2 separate regions of the Homo sapiens genome follow, and region 2 is linked to region 1. The links are chromatin loops, found by intact Hi-C in ENCODE. Cell type or tissue: ascending aorta. All regions are shown on one strand. Links, peaks and the distances in the headings refer to the core of each region. The heading gives the core; the rest is flanking DNA.

Region 1 (5,364 bases), core at 183-5,182:
AATGTGGTATATCCGTAAATGGAACATTATTCAGTCATAAAAAGGAATGAAGTACTGATACATGTTACCATATGGATGGACCTTGAAAACATGATGCTAAGTGGAAGAAGTCAGACACAAAAGCCCTGTATTGTATGATTCCATTTCTACAAAATGTCTGGAACAGGCAAATCCATAGAGACAAAGCAAATTAGTGGTTTGTAGGGACTGGAAGGAGAAGAGAATGAACTTTGAGTGCTTAATGGGTATGTGGTCTCCTTTTGGAGTGATGAAAATGTTCTGTAACTAGTGGTGATGATTGTACATTATGATTGTACTAAATGCCACTGAAGTGTGCATTTCAAAATGGTTAAAATGATACCAAATTGCGTATGTGTGTGCTTTTTACCACAATTCTAAAAAGCAAAAAAAAAAAAAAGTTATATGACGGTTAATCAGCCTGAGAAGTCATCGATTTTTGCAGTCAACATGCAGTCTCTATTTTTTGGCGTTGAGAGAACTTACAAGGAGTAGGTGCATCTCCACTAAGAAGCCTCTTCTGAAGACAGCAGGGATGGGAGTGGGAGAGGGAAGAAGGAGTTCTGGCCCATCTGAAAAGAAAGCTTCCCTTCTGGATGGTATTTGTTTCGTAGATTGCCAGTTGTTCACCCTGTTTGTATTTAAATGAAAGGAGGCTTTGAAGTGGGAGCCGCCTCTGAGCACGGCTTGGGGTTCCTGCCTCCCTTGGTAAAGTTCAGACTTGTCCAGATCTGTTTGTAGCCAGAGGTTACTGTTTCTGGTGGAAAAGGCTCAAGTTTGGGTTAATAATACATTATGAGGAAGAGCAGGAGTAAACCTGGGGAGGGCGGGGGCGGCGGGGGGGAGCGGCGGCAACGAATGAGTTCCTCCCAGCCTTGGTGTGAGAAGTAGCTTTCTGATTTGGCCTTCATGGTTCAGGAGTATCATTTTCTCTCTTACGGTCACTGGCTTCCATTTTATAATAATGCTCGTTGCATCTCAGAGCATATTCTCCTTGGTGAAGAACATCTTTAAGTAAATGTATCAATCAATGAAAATTAAAAGTGCTCAGCTAAGCCCTAGCAATGCCTTCAGGACTTGATGGTTACCAGTTTAAGGAAAGTCTTGAAAATGGCAGGAAATTCAATTGTAGTTGAGTTTGCACATTAAAAAAATTGCTCTCCTAGTTTCAGAGTTAAATATTCAGCCAGCCCACAGAAATTGGAAGTCACAGTTATAGACGGGTCACAGTCTGTTCATGTTGATAGTCTGTTAACAAAATGTAGAAGAGTCTGCAAGCAGGTATTCAAAATAACAGCTCCTCATAGCCAGCCATGTCAACGTGGTTTACAAACAACAGTGGAGAAAGTCTCAACAAACCCTCTGAGGGTGATAACTGTAATGATGGTTCGTATCTTTGCCCTATGTAATTTTATGGGAATTGAGAGTCTAGCCAAATAATAAGTTCCAGCCCTTTTTATCTGCCCAGTTCCCAGCACACTCCCGAGGTGTCTGAGGCACTTCTCAACCCAACCTCTTAAAGCAGATTGTAACAATAACAACGGTAATGACAAGTTCCCGAGCTGCACAGTTCCCTTCATTTAAGGAGCGCTGGGAGCTTCAAAAAAACACTCATTAATGGAATCTGACAAAGCTTGCAAGATGGGAAGTCTCTCCCATTTCCAGTTTTCTGGTGGAAAAGTGGGGACTGAGTCCCAGAGGGGTGTCAGTCTCTCTCAAGGGGCTTGAGGGGGTAGGGGGTTTGGGAGTCCTGGGCTACCATTATTCCATGAAATTCGAGAGTCAAGAGTCCCGGGTTCTGGACGCCCCCTTCCCCGGCGTGCTATTTACCAAGTCGCTTCCCATTTCTGGGCCCCAGTTCCCTTAATAGAAGGAAGGGTTGGGCCAAATGGTCTCCAAGATCTCTGCGGTCAACCCTGTCTTTGCCCCCTCACCTCGCGGTTGGGGGTTTCTCCCGCTTCAGAGTTCGGTTAGACTTGTAGTAGAACCGGGTCGGGGGTGGGAGTGGCGTCGAGGGGTTGGAGTGTTGCGGATGCGGGAAGGAGGATGCCTGATGGGGTCCTGGACAAACTGGTGTTTCACGAGTACCGTCCTATGGGAAGCAGGTCTGGGGAGACCAGGTGAGGCTCTAGGACGAGCTCGGAGCCCCAAATCCCCCTGCTGCCTGCAGCGAAACAATGCGAGTAATGTGCCTTCCCCGCCCAGCCCGGGAGCTGCGCGGATAGGAGCGTCCGCGGGTGCGGGATGGCAGCGGGGAGGCGGATATCGCGGCGGGAGGGCTCCGCGCGGCTTTTGCCCATAGGCGGCGGGTCAGGTGGCCGCGCGCAAGAAGGCCTGGGGCTCAGACATGGGCTTCGGGACAAGTCCCAGGCCGTCCCGTTCCCCAGAACCTGGGCCCTTCAGCCCGGAGTAGTTGGCCTTCCCTTTGTGGTTGGGGGGCGGTGGGCTGGCTCCCCGCCTCCGAGGAGGAGGGGAGGAAGGAGGAGCCGGGTGGGGCGTGTCACGCGAAGGAGCGCCGGGCGCCCGGTGCGGCCCCCTAGGAAGTGGATTTGGCCGCTCCGGATCCAACCCGGCTTCCAGGTTTTCTCCCGGCCCGGCCCAGCGTGCTCCCGCCTGTCTCCGGCCCCCCCACGACGCCCGCCCCCTCCCCCCGAGTGCCGCCCGCTTGGCCAAGTTTGCGGAGCGTCGCCGCGCACGCCGGCCAGTCAATCAGCGGCAGAGCTGAGAAGGGCACAGCCGCGCGGCGGAGGGCAGAGTCAGCCGAGCCGAGTCCAGCCGGACGAGCGGACCAGCGCAGGGCAGCCCAAGCAGCGCGCAGCGAACGCCCGCCGCCGCCCACACCCTCTGCGGTCCCCGCGGCGCCTGCCACCCTTCCCTCCTTCCCCGCGTCCCCGCCTCGCCGGCCAGTCAGCTTGCCGGGTTCGCTGCCCCGCGAAACCCCGAGGTCACCAGCCCGCGCCTCTGCTTCCCTGGGCCGCGCGCCGCCTCCACGCCCTCCTTCTCCCCTGGCCCGGCGCCTGGCACCGGGGACCGTTGCCTGACGCGAGGCCCAGCTCTACTTTTCGCCCCGCGTCTCCTCCGCCTGCTCGCCTCTTCCACCAACTCCAACTCCTTCTCCCTCCAGCTCCACTCGCTAGTCCCCGACTCCGCCAGCCCTCGGCCCGCTGCCGTAGCGCCGCTTCCCGTCCGGTCCCAAAGGTGGGAACGCGTCCGCCCCGGCCCGCACCATGGCACGGTTCGGCTTGCCCGCGCTTCTCTGCACCCTGGCAGTGCTCAGCGCCGCGCTGCTGGCTGCCGAGCTCAAGTCGAAAAGTTGCTCGGAAGTGCGACGTCTTTACGTGTCCAAAGGCTTCAACAAGAACGATGCCCCCCTCCACGAGATCAACGGTAGGTGGGCACACCCGGGAGGTGGGCGCAGAGACCGACACTTCGGGAAGGGAGGCTGCAACTCCCTTCCCCCGCCCCGCCGCCCCCTGCGCCGGACGCAGGTACACTAGAGGGAGAAATGGGCAGTCGAGAGGGCAGGAGCGAGCGAGCGAGAGAGCCAGGCAGCCCGGGCGCAGGACGTTCCCCGCGGGCGCAGCGCTCCCCCCTTCCCAGCACTGCGAGCGGAGGGGCGCCGCCGGGTTGCCCAGTGCGACTGTCGCGCTCCGCTCCCCGCCTCCGCTCCTCCTCTCCCCCCTGCATTATTCGCCGTCCCGGGAAGCCCCTGAGGACTGTGGCCCTCAAAGTGCGTGTCACCGGCTACTTCTCCTTTTCCGGGTTGAACTCCTTATAGGACGCCCCGCTTTGTTGTATGGGTGAGGAGAGGCCGGGTGGGGGTGGGGGTCGCCAGTGGGGTGTGGTGGAGGGAAACGTCCCGGAGCTTGCTAGATTCTGGGGGTCGCAAAACGTGGAACTTGAATTGATGTTTCATTGATGTTCTTTTAAAACTCTCTCCCCGCCTCTCTTGCACCGCTGACAAGGATTAGGAGTTTTAGTAGCCGCAACCGCTTCAGAAGTCGCCTTTAAAAAGCAAACGACTACCCCCACTCTCCACCCCTCCAAACCCTGACTTTTGGGAACTCTCCTACTTTCCGGAAGGTATCAGACCAGAGGAGTATTTTTCCCCTCTTTCTTTTTTCTTACCTCATTTTAAGGGTTAATTGCACTTTCAATTACAGACCTTTGAAAGGACTGATTACAGGAAACCTGAATCTCAGTTTGGAGATGGTTATGCAAATAGAGACGGCTTAGCCTGTGAGAAAGTTCACCGGATTTTGGCGCCGGTGGGGTGGGATGGGGGGTGTATGGGGGTATTTGTGAAAGCCCCTCTCGGAGCGCTGGGGAGGCAGCGTTCGGCGGGTGCCCTGCGTCCCTCCCAGCGAAGCTGGCGGCGGTGTCCGGCCGGGTCCCCTCCGGGTCGCACTGTCTTCTTAGCAGCGGCCAACTGTTGCGCGCAGCCCCGCCGGCCGCGCAGGTAGCCCGTTCGCCCTGGGGGCTCAGAAAGCACCACGAATCTAGCTGGCTGGTGGCCAGCGTAATCTAACGGAGGAGTGAGAGATTCGAGCCCGGGGGGGGGGCTGAGCCTCCACTCCGAACCTTTCATGGAAGTGAGTGGAGCGCGCCTTTGCCTTGCCGTGCTGGTCTCCGGGTGGGGCGGGCAGGGGGCCGGCAGCCAGCAAAGGAAATACTGTAATTTCAACCAGGCGCTTCCAAAGGCTTAGGAAGATTTGGGGGTCATTTTTTGGAAGGGCTATTAATAACCTTGGAGATTAAGTGCAGTCATCAATTACATATTAATTACAAAGGTAATTGAGGGAAGTTGCTGGGCACTTTTGGAGTGTAACTGGCGTCTGTCTAGAAATAGAAGCGAAGAAATTGTTGGAGCAGCCCAGGCGCCCACTGCACCTTGGCAGTTACCAAATAACATGCTCACTACTGATTAGACACTGTTTGCCCTTCAGCTGCCTGTCTTTTGGGGAGCTCAAGTATGTCCTCAAAGCGGCACGATTTTATTGGTTGTAGAGCCCTGAAAAGCCCTCTTTCTTTCCCTTCCTCCTGCCCCGCCAGAAAAAAAATGAAGTGAACCACCAGCCGCTGAAGCTTGGGGACTCTGCAGGTCAAACCTGGGGTCTTTGTGCCCTGCACAGTTTAGGCCTGGGCACAGCGGAGATGATTGGCGTGAAGGTTACAGTTGTCATTCCCACATTTTGAAGGGGTAGATGCAGCTCTGCACTTAATGGGAATGTGACAAGGTTTCATCTTCTGCTCATGCAAACAATATGTGCCTTTGATATTGACTGCAGGCATTCAGCGAGTGGGGTTGTGAAACTGCCCTCCCCAGTTTCCCCAACTTTGCTCTGT
Region 2 (5,364 bases), core at 187-5,186, 170 kb after region 1:
AGCTTCAAGTCTTGCTACTGCCAGAGTTGGGGGCCCAGACCCCAAGATCACACCGTGACTCAAAAGACTGGGTCCTGCTGAAGCCACTCTACTCACCAGAGCAAGCTCTCTTTAGGGGAGGCCCTGCTGTCTGGGGCATGGTGGCCACAGGAAAGGGGAGGCCAGGGGAAAGGAGTAGGTTGTCCTTCAAAGAAGCAGCTCTGAGGCTCAAGGACCCTGGCACCCCTGATTCCACAGCAATAAGGGAGCAGCTACTGGAAACTCCATGGATCAGAAAGTGCTTTTGGAGCTGCCAGATGAAAGAAAGGAAAAAAGACGAATAGATGCATGGAGAAGGCAGGTTAACAGAATGATAGAACAGGGGAAGGGGAAGAAGGAGATTCACAAAGAGAGAAAAAGAGAGTGAGACAGAAGACGGTGATATAGCTCAAAGAAATGAGAATATTTGCAGTAACAGAATACTCACTCATCTTTTTCCTTAGATCCTGCTGGGGAGACTTGATTGGCAGGTGTGGCTTGAAGGCCTGGGAGGCCTGGCAGATGACTCCCTCCTTCCCCATCTTGCTTGGGCCTGCCTTGACCCTGAGCCCGTGGTTGGAGGTCTCTCAGTTCTGACCTCTTGCTCTGGTGTCCTGTGTGCCCTTCCTCTGCCCTCCTCTGCTTCTGGCTAGCTCCCTCCCTCTCTCTTCCCTTCCTCTTCTCTTCCCTTCCCCCTCCCCTCCCCTCCCCTCTCCTCCCCTCTCCTCTTCTCTCCCCTCCCCTCTCCTCCCCTCCCCTCTCCTCTTCTCTCCCCTCCCCTCTCCTCCCCTCCCCTCTCCTCTTCTCTCCCCTCCCCTTCTTTCTTTTCTTTTCTCTTTTCTTTTAATGTCTTTTCTTCTTTTTCTTTCTTTCCTTTCTTCTCTCCTTTTGTCTTTCTTCTTTCTTTTCTTCTTTTTCTTCCTTTTTTTGTTCTCCTTCTCTTTTTTTCTTCCTTCCTTCCTTCTTTCTTTTCTCCTCCCTTCCTCTTCTCCTTTCTTTCTTTCCTTTTTTCCTTCCTACCTTCTAACAGAGTCTTGCTCTCTCATTCAGGCTGGAGTGCAGTGGTACAATCATAGCTTACTGTAGCCTAAAACTCCTGGGCTCAAGTGATCCTCCCACCTCAACCTCCTGAGTAGCTGGGACTACAGGCACACACCACCACACCTGGCTTTTTTTTTTAATCTTTATTTTTTGTAGAGACAGGTATCTCACTATGTTGCCCAGGCTAGTCTCAAACTCCTGGCCTCAACTTATCTTCCTGCCTCAGCCTCCTGAGTAGCTGGGACTACCAGCATTTGCCACCATGTCTGGCTATGTTTTCTACTTTTTATAGAGGTGGGGTCTCTGTATGTTGCCCAGGCTTGTCTTGAACTCCTAGGCTCAAATGATCCTCCGTCTTGGCCTCCCAAAACCCTGGGATTACAGCCGTAAGCCACCATGCCCAGCTCCTCTCTTTGTCTTTTTTCCCCACTTTGACAGCACCACCTCCCTTCCAGCTGGTCTGAGGTCCCCCATTTTTAATGCCTATAACAAAACCAAGGGTTAGGCGGGACCCAAGAGCTCCATGTTATGGTGACAGAGTTCCAATTAAGGACATCGGGTATGGTGTGTGGTCAGCAGGAACGTTGGCTTTTCTCTGCAGAACTGACAGGCGATTCAGAGCCTATGGAGTTTGTCAAATGCAGCTCTCACCTCCTGGAGATATCCTCTGGGGCCTTGCGTGGAGACACTTGTGATGACTGGTTCCCTGTCTCACTACAGATGTGGGTTTCAATAAGGTCATGTTAATAGTATTTCGTCTGTTGTAGTAAGATTTGCAAATTGCCCAGATTAGCATACACAGAAACAAAAAAAAAAAATTCAGATCCATTTTGTTTACTAGCCCAAAGTGAATGTGCTTTATAGGCTCCAAATGTGTAGATCAAGGTTGCCAGCTCTTCAAGCCCCCAGCTGACTTTGCAAGCCCTCACCCTATCAGCAACCTGTGGCCCTTCAGGCCCCGTGGGAAGTAATAACAGTAAGTGGGGAAGTTTGTCAAAGGGTGGCAGAAAGGGGCTTCCTCCTTATTAGACCGTGGCTCTAATGAGATGGTGAGCATATTTTCCAAGCAGCCACCTTAAAAAAAAAGAAAAGAAATCCATAATGTGACCAGGCCAAGTGTGCTTACGTGAACGACAAGGGAAACTATTTGAAACTGGAACTGTTGTATAAAATACAGGGCATGTGTTTGCCAGAATTATGACAACCACTACTTTCTGTAAACCCAGAAAAGGGCCACAGCAGGATTGCCAGGGTCCCTTTGGAAAACTGGACTTCATTCCTACAGCTCTGTTCCCTGCCCCCACACCCTCTCCAGCCCTAGCTCAGCTTGTGGTAGCATTTAGAAGGCCTTGGTAATTACTGAAGGCAAATGATAGAAGACACATTTTGAAAAGGACAGCTTCATTGTTGCTAACATCATGGGCATTGTTTGTAAGGGGTTTGTTGTTTTTGGAGGCGGGTAGGAAGAGGGAGGAGGAATTCAATCAAGCCCTTCCAGCTAGAGCTCTGTGAGCTGCACAACCTGGATCCTGCTGCTGGGCCAGCGCCTGCCAGAGATAAAACAGGCCCTTTCTTTCTTGTGCGTTCTCTGCCTACTGCTGCAGCCACAGAGAGAAACAGAGATTCTGAATGGTTTTCAGGCCCCTCCTGGCTTTCCTGTCATATATTTCAGATACTTTCAAAGAAAAAAATAAAGAGCAAAGTTGATGTTCCAGGGAGGCTGTTGTGAAACACTGCATTGTACACAAGGGTTTCCTGGCACAACAGTGGGCTGGGGTGTAAAGGTCTGGAATGTCCCTTCCACCATGACCATTCTAATGACCATTCTAGACTTCTTTGATGCCAGTAAGTCCTACAGACCAGGGGTGTCCAATCTTTTGGCTTCCCTGGGCCACATTGGAAGAAGAATTTTCTTGGGCCACACATAAAATACACTAACAATAGCTGATGAGCAAAAAAAAAAAAAAAAAAAAAAAAAAATTGCAAAAAATCTCATAATGTTTTAAGAAAGTTTATGAATTTGTGCTGGGCCACATTCAAAGCTGTCCCGAGCTGCATGCATGTGGCCCGTGGACTGTAGGTTGGACAAGCTTGCTATAGAAGAAAAAAAGTTAATGTTTTCTTCAGGGAGAAGAATTGGGTCATATGTGTTAGTGTTGAAGATCATCACAAACTTTTCAGTCAGTCGGGATGTCACACAGAGCATGTCTAACTGAGTTACTGCATGAACTTGAAGCCCTGCACAGGACTGGGGGACTTGCTAACAATCATCTGGTATTTCTTCAGATAAACACTAGGTGGCATGGAGAACTTAATAAATAGAAAACACTAATATCACAAATTGGAAAATAGAGGAGAACCTTCTTGTCTCACTTGCAGCAATTTTTAAATCTCCCGGTCAAAGTTCAATAGAAAACAACAGCAATATGGCTAACGTTGTTTATTGAGGCATTCACAAAGAGAACCAAGCTAGAGGAATTATTTCACAAAATCTCTCCTTCTAATCTTTTCTGGAATATCATTTTATAAACATGATGATAAATTCAAAAATAATTGTTCCCATGACCAAATTCCTTAATAGAAAACAGTCTATTTCTGTCAGTGTGGACGTGTTTTTCATTTGCAAAATCCTGACAAACTTTTCTTCCTCCCCCTTTTCCTGTAAGAAATGAGCCAAGGGGGTGGGGGTTGGGGGGAAACAAAGCTGACTGATCATTCTTCTCCAAACATCCCTTTGGATTAAAAGGCACAATTTCTCCTGCCATTTTGACATTCCCAACATGTTTGCTTTTCTGTGTTCAGGGCTAGAAAGAGGAGTGAGTATCTTTCCCATAATGCTGAGTACAAAAACCTAGGGAGCAGGTGTCCTAGTGTAACTGCCCAAGGGGTCCTTCCTGCCCACTGCACAAACAAAATCAATTCACAGAGACCATGTCATTGCAGTAAAGAAAGAGTTTAATTAACGCGAGGCTGGCCACACCATGCAGAAGATGGAGTTATTATTCAAATCAGTTTCATGGAAGGTTCAGATGTTAGGAGTTTTTCAGATAGTTTGCTGGACAGGGAGCTAAGGTATGGACAGTGCTGACTGTTTGGGTCAGAGATGAAATAATAGGGAGTTGAAGCTGTCCTCTTGGACTGATCGCTTCTGGGTGGGGCCACAGGAGCAGTTGGCAGGTCCAGGTGGAGCCTTCGGTCAGACATGCAAAAAACCTGAAACGATATCTCAAAAGGCCAGTCGTAGGTTCTACAATGGTGACGTTATCTGCAGGAGTAATTGGGAAAGTTGCATATCTTGTGACCTCCAGAATAATGGCTGGCAATCCTTGATATCTATACCTTAATGAAATTCAGGCTTTTCTATCCTCCTAGTCTGGTGGTTTCTCATTAGCTTTACAAAGGCAGTTGAGTTTTGGGAAAGGACTATTATCATTTAAACTATAAACTAAATGTCTCCCAAATAAGCCCAGGAATAATTAAGGGCAGCTTGAAGGCTAAAGGCAAGATGAGGGTTGGCCAGATCAGATCTCCTTCACTGCCATAATTTCTTCACTGTTAGGGTTTTTGTAAAGGCAGTTTCACTAGCTACAGTTCAATGACTAGATCATTTCTGACAATAATACATCCTCTCTTTTGCTTAGCAAATCCTGTAGGGAGAAGCAGAGCTGTATCACACAAAGGCATTCTTGACTCACCAGGTACTGATTATTAGAGCAAGGCCACTTAAGGGCCTCTTCTAGCCTTCTGGCAGTTGAAAGTCCTAAAACATACAAAGTTCGCAGCCCTGCCCCTGCAAGACAGACAACAGGCTAGTCTAGGCAGAAGCAAAAATTGTTGCCACTTAGAGTAACGGGAAGCTGTGCCTTCCAGGTGTCATTTCTAAGAATAAGAGTCAGGCAGAAAAGTTAGTACTTTGAAAGGCTTCAGCTGTCTTAAGGAATGCTGTCTTAGCATAGCTGAAACCTATGTTGGAATAGCTTGAAATCCTACACCTAATCACAGTACCTGAAGTCACCAAGACACTCAGGTTCAATCTCCATAGAGACAGCGATCAGGTGCCAAGCAATGGGAGTTTGTGGCCCAGCCCTAGCCTTTATGTGTGACCTCTCTGACTCTCCCTGAGTCTCTGTGTCTCCATCTGCGAGATGAGAATTACAATTGCCATTCAAACATTCAAATTCTCAGCGCTGTGTAGAGGAGCAAATCAAATGGGAAGGCGCTTTGTAGGCCAAGCCATACCCCAGTATCATGATTCCAAGCAGGAGAGAGAAAACCCAAACTGCACTTTTATTGCCTTATTTCACT

What was found. Peaks named below come from ENCODE experiments on the same cell type or tissue, not always from the same donor. Only the 100,000 strongest peaks of a DNase experiment are listed, where the experiment ranks them.
Region 2: it touches region 1 in a loop (3-fold over the local background); 3 of 110 quality-filtered maps call a loop at or near these places.

The regions. Positions count from the first base shown.
Region 1 is chrX:133,412,847-133,418,210 of GRCh38, reverse strand. GPC4 (glypican 4) reads left to right here and starts at 2,722. Exons shown (of 9, transcript NM_001448.3): 1 at 2,722-3,405. The coding sequence starts at 3,246. RefSeq lists enhancers at 321-860, 1,983-2,483. In ascending aorta, for the core only: no CTCF peak of the experiment used is centred there; DNase peaks (open chromatin) are centred at 2,640, 3,427 and 4,551; H3K4me3 peaks cover 3,572 bases; H3K27ac peaks cover 2,804 bases.
Region 2 is chrX:133,247,836-133,253,199 of GRCh38, reverse strand. No RefSeq gene overlaps it. Among named protein-coding and RNA genes, the nearest start is that of TFDP3, 32 kb to the right of the region's middle. RefSeq lists an enhancer at 2,159-2,742. In ascending aorta, for the core only: no CTCF peak of the experiment used is centred there; a DNase peak (open chromatin) is centred at 2,309; H3K27ac peaks cover 2,325 bases.